Linked DNA regions of Homo sapiens: region 1 is linked to region 2. The links are chromatin loops, found by intact Hi-C in ENCODE. Cell type or tissue: gastrocnemius medialis. All regions are shown on one strand. Links, peaks and the distances in the headings refer to the core of each region. The heading gives the core; the rest is flanking DNA. Region 1 overlaps RETREG1 (reticulophagy regulator 1). Region 2 overlaps MYO10 (myosin X).

Evidence for each region. Hi-C counts contacts between places; a loop is a spot of excess contacts. Peaks named below come from ENCODE experiments on the same cell type or tissue, not always from the same donor. Only the 100,000 strongest peaks of a DNase experiment are listed, where the experiment ranks them.
Region 1: it touches region 2 in a loop (13-fold over the local background); 1 of 110 quality-filtered maps calls a loop at or near these places.

Annotation. Positions count from the first base shown.
Region 1 is chr5:16,545,997-16,551,314 of GRCh38, forward strand. All of the region lies in intron 3 of RETREG1 (reticulophagy regulator 1), which reads right to left. Among named protein-coding and RNA genes, the nearest start is that of RETREG1-AS1, 67 kb to the right of the region's middle. In gastrocnemius medialis, for the core only: a CTCF peak has its summit at 4,532 (motif pointing left); a DNase peak (open chromatin) is centred at 4,525; H3K4me3 peaks cover 1,031 bases; H3K27ac peaks cover 5,000 bases.
Region 2 is chr5:16,773,549-16,778,932 of GRCh38, forward strand. The region is part of intron 9 of MYO10 (myosin X); the gene reads right to left. Among named protein-coding and RNA genes, the nearest start is that of RETREG1, 160 kb to the left of the region's middle. In gastrocnemius medialis, for the core only: a CTCF peak has its summit at 3,295 (motif pointing left); DNase peaks (open chromatin) are centred at 1,483, 3,283 and 4,703; H3K27ac peaks cover 5,000 bases.

The DNA.
Region 1 (5,318 bases), core at 319-5,318, 230 kb before region 2:
AGCTAAACCCTTTCCCTTTCCATGAGAGAATCCCGATTTTATGCCTGCACCAGTCATATAAAGCAAAGAGGTGAGATACAATGATTGAAATCCCAAGAAAGAAACAAACATGAAAAAGAAAACAATTTCCTTTGGTCTATCTGTTTTTCCACTGCACAAATCTTGAAATTTTATATCTTTTTTTTTTCTTACACAGGGTCTGTCTCTGTTGCCTAGGCTGGAGTACACTGACATAAACACAGCTCACTGCAGCCTCAAATTCCTGGGCTTGAGTGATCCTCCCACCCCAGCCTCCCAAGCAGCTGGAACCACAGGCGGTGTACCACCATGCCCAGCTAATTTTTCGTTTTTTGTAGCAACTTGGCCTTGCTATGTTGCCCAGGCTGGTCTGGGACTCCTGGCCTCAAGCCATCCTCCTGCCTTGGCCTCCCAAAGTGCTGGGATTACAGGCACGAGCCAATGCACTGGGCCAAAATTTTATATTATTGAGATAAATGTCTGACTTTAGAAAAGAGTAAGTCATTAGAAGCAACATGTTGCCCCAAAGATGCTGTGATAGTAGAAATAGGAGACACATGCTTATAACAGGTGGTTAGAAAACAGGAATAAAATAGGGTGCTGATTAAATACAAATAAAAATTGGTGCCAGATTCCAATTTTGAAATATTAATCAGTGTGTACAAAATAAATGTGGTGGCCTTCTTCAGTCATCCCTCCCCCTCCTACCTTTTTTCCTGCTTTGTCTTAAAATCATCATTTCAATGAGCAAAACAGAAATCTATCTAAATATCACCATGGACTTGTTCCCTTCATGGCCTGATGAACCAATGAAAACTTCTGATGATGATGTAATACTTACAGCTATTTTTATTCTGGTGGCACAGACTCTCTCTTTATGTAGAGCAAATAGCAACAGAATCTCTTTAGAGTTACTTCAAAGGTGAATTCCACAGCTTCAAAGCCCAACCATGGACAACTCTCTTGTTATTTCTACCACCTCTCTGATATCAGAGACCTTTTCCCCATGTTCTGACATCAACGGAAATACAACAAAATCTTGACACAATGCGAGGGACCGTTCTATAGGTCCGGCAGGGTCTGCCTTCTGCAGAGCAGGTATTTAATAAACAATGGAAGTCTACAGCTCAAGACACCCACAGGGAAGGTGGCCCCAAAGTTTAAGCAGGAATCTAAAACAGCAGCTTTGTCAGAGACCGACAGGGTGACTGTGGAAAGTGTCACCTCCTTTCTCTACTCACAACCAAAGTGTTTCATACCATTACAAATATCACAAGAAATTCAAGGGAAGAATTTCAGAGTCAGGCCCAAGATAAGAGCTATTTTATCCGAGGAAAACATAGATGACTAATGAACTCCTGAACAGAAAACAGGGGTATTTGGTTTCTTCCAAATAAAAATAAAACCTTTGGTACATTCCACATTCCCTTTCAACCATCTTCCCGCAGAGCCTGGAACTGTTGGCGCTCTTAACTTTTGTTGAAAACCATGAGTATTAGCAACAATGGGAATTTAATTTATGGCCCAAAAATAAATAACTTATGTTTCAGTAGCATTGATTTAGGCTGCAGAAACAGGCGTGAGACTTTGCCAAAGAATATATCTGATTCTTCCAAGTTCCCCTTTCAATGTGTACAATGAGGCCCTTCTATAAATATAAAGGTACATGATGTGTTCAGTCATGTAACGGCAGGTTTTACAAACCCCTTTAGCTCTGAATATGTGAACACGCACACATATAACATTTTAACGTCAAATCTGCCAACAATTTTATAATCTGATGTTATTAGTGGGTAAAACTGTTCTGGTTTTGAAAGAGGGAGAAATAATCAGGTATTGAGTACATTCTTTGAAATTAATGCTGGATAAAATTAATAATTATGGTAAAAAAAATTCAAGCAACACCAACAAAACACTGAGGGTTAGAAGAACGTATTTAAAGTAGCCATCTTTAAAAATAAATGGGGAGATTGGACTTATAAGCTTATATCCTATAAGTACATAAATATATATATATCTACACATCAAAAACTATTCTCAAGAGCTTTGAAAGACACTAAATACAAAATAAAAACACACAACTCTATGAAATAAAGAATTCCTACCTAATAATGTAAAAAAATTCATATCAGATTAAATTATAAGACTCATTTCTTTACTCTCTTATAGTAGTGTTATACGTCCATACTCTCACCATGGCCTTGTGTGGCCAAAGGTATTTTTCCCTTCTTGGCTTTGGACTTGGCCATGTGACTTGCTTAGGCCTCCTGGTTATCAGCAGGTGGAGGCGTGAAATGTACCTGAGTTACTGGGTTTGTGCTCTTATGCCCCTCCTGCCTTTGTCCATGAGAATAACACACTTTAAGTAGCCTCTGGTCCAATGAGGCTGAAAGACTGTGGAGTAAGCTTGGATGCAACCCAAATCTTAAAGCCAAGTCCAGCCTAAACCAGCTGAACCCCAGTTGATCCACAGAAACATAAGCAAGAAATAAATGTGCATTGTATGACACCGAGATTTTATGCTTGTTTACTGTAACCTAGCCATACCTGGCCATACTCAGTCCTTACACAATAAAAAGAAAAGTACAACAAATGAGGGAGTCATAATGTATTCATTATTAATGTGGTTTCTGTTTGGTTTCCCATGAACAGCTGATTAAGAAAAATGTAAAGGATCTTGAGAATACTGTTATAACCTTCTTGACTGAAAATATTTTAAACAGATACACCTTACTATTTTGTCTGGATTCTCTCCTTCTATAACATAAATGAGGAGCCATAATCAATCAGACACCAGGGTGGTGAGGGGAGCGTGAGCAGGACTGCTTAGCAGAACTGTGAGAAATAAATATCTGTTATTTAAGCCACCCAATCTATGGTATTCTGTTACGGCTGCCTGAGCAGACTAAAATCAAGAGAATCCCAGGCCAAGAGGCCATGCAAAATCTAGGTGGTGAGTACCAGCAGTGTCACTGACACAGTAGCAGAGCTGAAAGCCCTGTCCAAGCAGCCTCATCATCTTCTCACTGGCCTCACCCTATTTCTCAAAATCACTTGCTTGCCAGAGAAGAGCTTTTTTTCTATTCCAGAAATCAGTTGGCAGTATTTAGAGGAAAAGCTTTCTCTTGAATTTAGCTACCTTTCTGATACTGATAAAATTATCGATCCCATATTCTAACCAGCTTGAGGAAATTCATTTATTACAAGCTGTGTATTCCTTCACTGTTGGAGGACTGTCATGCCTTCATCAAAGAACAAGACGAATTTATAAGCAATGTGTAGCTAACTTTCTAAGTGCTCTACACAGAGAGCACAAACAAACTCCTCAAACTGGGATCACTTCCCCCCCTATTTCCACTAGGGAAGTAGAAATGGTCCATCTCAATCACCTATGTATTTATTGAACCGCTCATATATTAATATAAGTAAAACTGTGGAGAAAGGTGGGCTTTTCTATTCCTGTTTAATAAAAACTTGGGATAGTCCTACTTTGACCCCCTAGATCAGTTTCAGGCCTATTTCTCAATTTAAAAATAAAGTTTCTGTTCCATTTAGACATTCTCTCAATTACTGAGTCTTCATTATATATTCCAAGCATGATACATCCATTAAAATCCCTTGGAAGCAAGATTATTTCATCCAAACTTAGCCCCAGGGGAACAAAAGTATTTAAATGTGCAATTTATTCAACATAAACAGCAGTTCTGACTTGAGGATGTTCAGCTTAATAAGCTATGGAATTCAGTTTTCGTGCCACAGCAGATGACTCCTGAGTCATGATTGAAAATATCACTCATTTTAATAAAGATTGTAATAACTGGCCCCCCAAAATAAGGAAAACATCAAAAACAATCTAGAACATGTATTTTCTGTGTTCGTGAAAATATGATGCAAAATCTGAGGTCTGTAGTCCAGGAGAAGTAAATAGTGAAAGTACTGCTCGGGCGTTAAAGTGACATGAGATGGCTCTGAATGTTATAGTTTAAAAATACTCTCCAAGAATACAAGCCAAATGACTGCAGGATTATAAGTCCTCTCTCCCAGTTGTTCAGGTATTAAAAACAGGCACAAGTAAGAATAACCTTCAACAGAACTAATAAACAGCACGTGAGTAATAATGCAATACACCCCAGTGAGGATACTACACCATGACACCCCAGTGAGGATACTACACCATGTATCTTTTCCTCTTTTTGCCAAATACCTCTAAATAATAATGTCGACTTCCTTCCTTCTGCATAGTCCCTCCTCTTTAAAATTTAAAAAAAAAAAAGCGTTAAAGGAAATATGATTTAAATGTCAAATTAAGGGCACATTCTTGGGTTCCTCCCTTAGAAGCAATGCTCTCACTGCTGGAGGTACTGATGGTGCCTAGAATTCAACTTCCCCAGCTGCCATTACAGCATCTGCAGTTACTTAATGCTATCGTCAATTTTCCAATATTTATGGATGATGAGCCACGCCCATCATCTGCCAGTCCACCTGTCCCCCAGACATAACTCTGCCCCCTTGTGGCAGATCAGACTCTACTGCAAGCTGCCAGGCTGCATGCAGAAAACACTGCCTGGTGGACAAAAGCCATCCAGCCCTGCTGCATGCTTCTTCCCCTTCACCTACAGAGTCAGCTCTCACTATTTTGAAAACAAAACCAAACAAAATAAAACCGAGCTGCTCCCTACTCAGAATAATCAAAAGACGGGAACAACCTGAATGTCCGTCAACTGATGACAAAGCAAAATGTGGTCTATCCAAATGATGGAATAGTATTCAGCCATGGAAAGGAATGTAGTGCTGATAAGAGCTGTAACATGAATCAACCTTGAAGATATTATGCTAATTCATATGTTGCATGATTCCATTTATATGAAATATCCAGAATAGGGCAAATCCATAGAGGGGGAAGCAGTGGTTGTCAGGAGCCGCAGGGAGGAGGATACGGGAATTGACTGCTTAATGGTTACAGAATTCCTTTTGGGGTGATGGAAATGTTCTGGAACTAGACAGTGGTGATGGTTGCACCACCTTGTAAATGTACAAAATGTCACTCAGGGTAAATTTTATGTTATATGCATTTTATCACAATTTTTAAAAATAACAACAAAAGCCATGCTACTCTTTTCCCGGTCACTGTTTCATTTTTCTCCATTCATTTACCAGCAATATTTTCCAAACTGTGATTCACACTACCTACCTCCATTTTCTCAGCCCTCATCTCATCCTCAGGCCCTTGAATTTGGTTTTTCACTCCTAAAAAGCTCCTTCCCCTCCTCCTCCACACATATAAACAAAAAAACATGGAG
Region 2 (5,384 bases), core at 312-5,311:
CTACTTGGGAGGCTAGGGCAGGAGGATCATCTGATCCCAGGAGTTCAAGGGTGCAGAGAGCCATTATCACACCACTGTGCTCCAGCCTGGGCAACAGAGTGAGACCTTGTCTCAAAAAAAAAAAAAAAAAGTGAAATAAGTAGTAGAAAATTTCTAACTGCCAAATAAAAAATATTGACACATATCCCATAAATAAAAATTTTTGGTTAAGTTCTAAAAAAAAATACAAAGGTTGTATAAGAAGATATGTAAGCAAATGAACAAATGTGTTTACTATATTAATAAATTTGTGGACTTCTTTGCTTTCTAGTCTAACTCTAAGTGATTGGGCAAGTAGTTAGTAGTGTTGTGATAAGCGGCAACTGCATTAATCATAACATGGAATAATTTAATGTCTAAAACCAGTTCTCGCCAATGCAGACATGTATGCTAAAACTCCAGCAAGAGTCTCTATTTATTGTTTCTTACTCTCCTATTTACAATCTTTGTTAATAAGCAATCTCCACCCCTTTGACAAGAGTAGCCACTTCAAGGCTTATTATAATTAGTATTTCAACACTAGGCTTCAAGACTGAAAAAACCATGGGAAATTCTATGATTCAGCACATAAAAAACAGATGCTTGTGAACGTGAATGTGTGTTGGGGGATGGTGGCGAATACACGGCAGAGTCCCAATCATCATGCACAAAAGGAGCTCAGCTTGTCACCCTGGAAACAAAGGGAGGAGTGTCACCCTCAGAGAAGGTACCTCCAGAAGAAGTCAACAAATGGTGTGTCTGAAAGGGTGACAGGGGAGGCTATTTTGGGCACAGTAAATTACAAGTAAGTAACTCAGTAATAATTTATTACATCATGTTACTTATTTATTTATTTTTTTAATTTATTTTTTTGAGACGGAGTCTCACTCTGTTGCCCAGGCTGGAGTGCAACGGTGCAATCTCAGCTCAATGCAAGCTCTGCCTCCTGGGTTCACGCCATTCTCCTGCCTCAGGCTCCCGAGTAGCTGGGACTACAGGCGCCCACCACCACACCCGGCTAATTTTGTGTATTTTTAGTAGAGACGGGGTTTCACTGTGTTAGCCAGGATGGTCTCGATCTCCTGACCTCATGATCTGCCTGCCTCGGCCTCCCAAAGTGCTGGGATTACAGGCGTGAGCCACCGTGCCCGGCCAATGTTATGTTTTATCAAGTAATATTATATTATTTTAAAAATACTTTATAATATAAAATTGGCTGACCACCCAAGTTTTCCAACACTGAAAGAGACTGACATTTCCAAGTTTCACAACATGAAAGTAAAAAGTTGGTCCTTTAAATTTTAATAAAATCTGACTCATGACAAATGAATTCACGCATGCGTACACAAGGTCACACACCATTCAAGCCCCACAGATATACCCAGGAAGGTCCATATGGTCAGGAAACCCCAGCCCTGCTCAGTGCCAGGCACGCTGTAAACATTCGATATTTGTGGAGTAAAAGAATAAACAGATGATCACTCAGCAAAGACTCCTGTTACTTCATACACATTTCATCAGCCACCAACCTGGTGGGCCAAATGCAAGCAATAAAATAAACCAGTTGTTACTACTGACTTGAAATAGCTTTTCATCCTGACCTAACACTTTAAGGGGCAATTTGAAGGGCTGTATAAGAAATGCCTATGAAATTTAGCATAGGTTCATTGCCTCTGCCCCAGGAAAAACCAAGACGCTCCTAAAACTGTTCAGAATACCTCATAGGTACTTTTTTATATTAATGTTTATTGCGACCAATGATAAATTTTAAAAATACATTAAGGCAAATTCTCAATGAAATAAGCAAAATTCTTAAAAGGTCCTATTGCCAGAATACACTAACATTAAAGTTGATAAAAAGAATCATGTTTTTTGTTTTTGAGACAGGGTCTTACTCTGTCATCCAGGCTGCAGTGCAATGGCATGATCATGGCTCACTACAGCCTCGAACTCCCTGGGCTCAGGTAATCCTCACACCTCCAAGGTAGCTAGGACTACAGGTACACCACAATGCCTGGCCAATTTTGTTTGTTTGTTTGTTTGTTTGTTTTCTCGAGACAGAGTCTTGCTCTGTCGCCCAGGCTGGAGTGCAGTGGCGCGATCTCAGCTCACTGCAACCTCCACCTCCCAGGTTCAAGCAATTCTCCTGTCTCAGCCTCCTGAGTAGCTGGGACTACAGGCACGTGCCACCACGCCCAGCTAATTTTTGTATTTTTAGTACAGATGGGGTTTCACTATGTTGGCCAGGCTGGTCTTGAACTCCAGACCTCGTGATCCATAGCCTCAGCCTCCCAAAGTGCTGGAATTATAGGCATGACCCAATTCTTTTTCTAATTTTTTTATTTTTGAGATGGGGCCTGGCCCTGTCGCCCAGGCTGGAGTGCAGTGACATAATCTCGGCTCACTGTAACCTCCATCTCCCAGACTCAAGCCATCCTCCCACCTCAGCCTCCCAAGTAGCTGGGTTTACACGTGTGTGCCACTACACCCGGCTAATTTTTGTATTTTTTTGTAGAGATGGGTTTTTGCCATGTTGCCCAGGCTGGTCTTGAACTCCTGTGCTCAAGTGATCTGCCCACCTCAGCCTCCCAAAGTGCTGACATTACAGACATGAGCCACTGTACCCCGCCTATCCCCCAATTCTTGATTCTCATAGGTTTGGGAGAAGAAAATCTTATTGTATATAGAAAGGAATATATTTTCCTCCCTCTTTCCCAAAAGTTACACTTTTTTTTTTCTTTTTCTTTTTGCTGCACTGCTTAGAATTTCCAGTACAAGGTTAAAGAGTAACGGGTTAAATTTTGCTATTATTATAGCAAAAATGTCATGTTTGTGATATTAATAAACATCAGCTAAGTTTTCATTGATACACCTGCTAGACTAACACTAAAAAGTAATTGCAAATTAGATATTTAAGGATCTATAAATATCTTTTATAAGTAGAATGTATTAACTAGAATAAATTTGTTAGGTATGCTCATTATGTCAATTTCATGTATAAATTTCTCTTCCTTTCTAGGTGATTGACATATCCTTTTGTCATAAAATCAAATTTCAAATGCCAAGACCTATTATTTCAATGTAGCAATAAAAGCTAGCAATCACTGAAGGGAAGCCAAGTTCCAAAAGTTTACTTGTAGCTGACAAAAAGAACAGACAGTTCTGAAGTGGAAAATGATGTCCCGAGAGAACACAGAGTACCAACGGAGTATCTGATTTCTCAGGGCCTTCCCAGGACAAGGGAGCTGCCACTGCCAAGTGCTCCCTAGCGGCCAACAAGCGAGCTCGCAGGTGATGGGACCTGCAGTGACACTGCCATGTGGATAATCAGGTGTCTTGTCTGTATTCTTTTATCACAAATTATTGTTCGTTACTTCAAGAAAGAAACAAGAAATAAAATAGGAAAAAAGCCAGAGACAAGTCTTTTTTTTTTGCCCTGCTCCTCAAAAACGAGAATGAGAATTTATTCTAACACATCATCTTTTCAGCAGACAGTAATAAATGAACCGTGATGGAAGGTTTGAGTAGTGAGAGGTCTAAAGGGCCAATATAAAATTGGAAAAGATAATTAAAATACTTAGAAAAACACTGCATAAAACCCAACGTGCAAGGCCAAATCCCACACCTCCGCAGGCAGATGCCAAAAGGTGCTGTCTGCAGGAGGGTTTTTGTTAACAGGTTAGAAAATAGGAGAGATGGAGCGAGAAACCGCTCTGCATTATAAATGGCAGGTTGTGACATCTTTAAAAGGGAGGCAGAGTGGAAAACAATCATGTATATAGCCTAGTCCGTTTGGAATTTCATTTTCAACTTAAGGAGACACATGTTAGCCATAGAGAAATGATGCATGATTTATATCCATTTGTTAAAAATATTCTGATTTCATTCCACAGACAGTTGTAACAAATAATCTATGACAATGAAAAGGAAAACAGAATGAAGAGCTGCTAGTCTTCCAGCGGCAGCCTAGGAGGACGAATCTGAGGTGCACTGAAACCAGGTATTACTGCATCGCGGTTTAGAGTGTGGGATCCAGAGTTAGACTGTGTATGGATATGGGCTGCACCAGGTACTGGGTAAGGTTAGGCTGGTCACTAACTTCTCTGAGTCTTAGAATGGAGACAACCATACTTCCTACCATCAGAGGGTTGATGAGAGTGATTGGAAAGTAAACTCCATGTGAAGTTCATAACAGTAAGTGCTCACTAAATGTCAGCTGCATTTGTGATGATTAGAATGATAATGACGCCACCCTAGGTGCATTGCATCTAACTTTTTTTTTTTTTTTTTTTTTTTTTTTTGAGACGGAGTCTTGCACTGTCACAAGGCTGGAGTGCAAAGGCGTGATCTCAGCTCACTGCAACCTCCGCCTCCCAGGTTCAAGCGATTCTCCTGCCTCAGGCTCCTAAGTAGCTGGGACTGCAGTCGCCCGCCACCATATCCAGCTAATTTTTTGTGTGTTTTTAGCAGTGACGGGGTTTCACTATGTTGGCCAGGCTGGTCTTGAACTCCTGACCTCGTGATCCGCCTGCCTCACCCTCCCAAAGTGCTGGGATTACAGGCATGAGCCACCGTGCCCGGCTGCATCTAACTGTTCTAATAAGGGCTCTGGTAAAGAACTTAAGATCACAGTGATGAAATCTCCTGGCCAGGCCCGATTGGGTGGGGCTGTTCGCAACGCTCGATGACTGGGCTATCTTAAATGCAGATACCTTGTAACAAAGCCCTTGCAAGAGACCATGGCATGCCACAATGCAGAGACAGGATGACTAATGCTCACGCAACCAGAAATGGCCATCACAAGCCACGAGGGCTGGATGATACCTTAACATGAGACAGCCAAATGCTTAGGCAGATAAAATGGGGTCCCTGGAGAATCTCCAAGCGTCCCAAGAATGTTTACATTAGATGCTTTTGGGTCGATGAGGGAACCTGCCCAGGGCTTGTCTGGGCATCCCACAGTGAACTGGAGCCTGACGTACGCACTGGGGGAAGTGGGTGGGGCCACGGGGAATTCTTCCACGGGGAAGAGAAGCCTGCTCTCTTCCGCTCCTGTAGTGACCTGGAAATCAACATGTGAGGTGGGGGCCTGTTAGCAGGAACACCTCTCGCTTTGCTGAGGTTTTTTTTTTTTTTTTTTTTTTGAGACGGAGTCTCGCTGTCTCCCAGGCTGGAGTGCAGTTGCGCGATCTCGGCTCACTGCAAGCTCCGCCTCCCGGGTTCACGCCATTCTCCTGCCTCAGCCTCCCGAGTAGCTGGGACTATAGGCGCCCGCCACCACGCCCGGCTAATTGTTTGTATTTTTAGTGGAGACGGGGTTTCACCGTGTTAGCCAGGATGGTCTCAATCTCCTGACCTCGTGATCT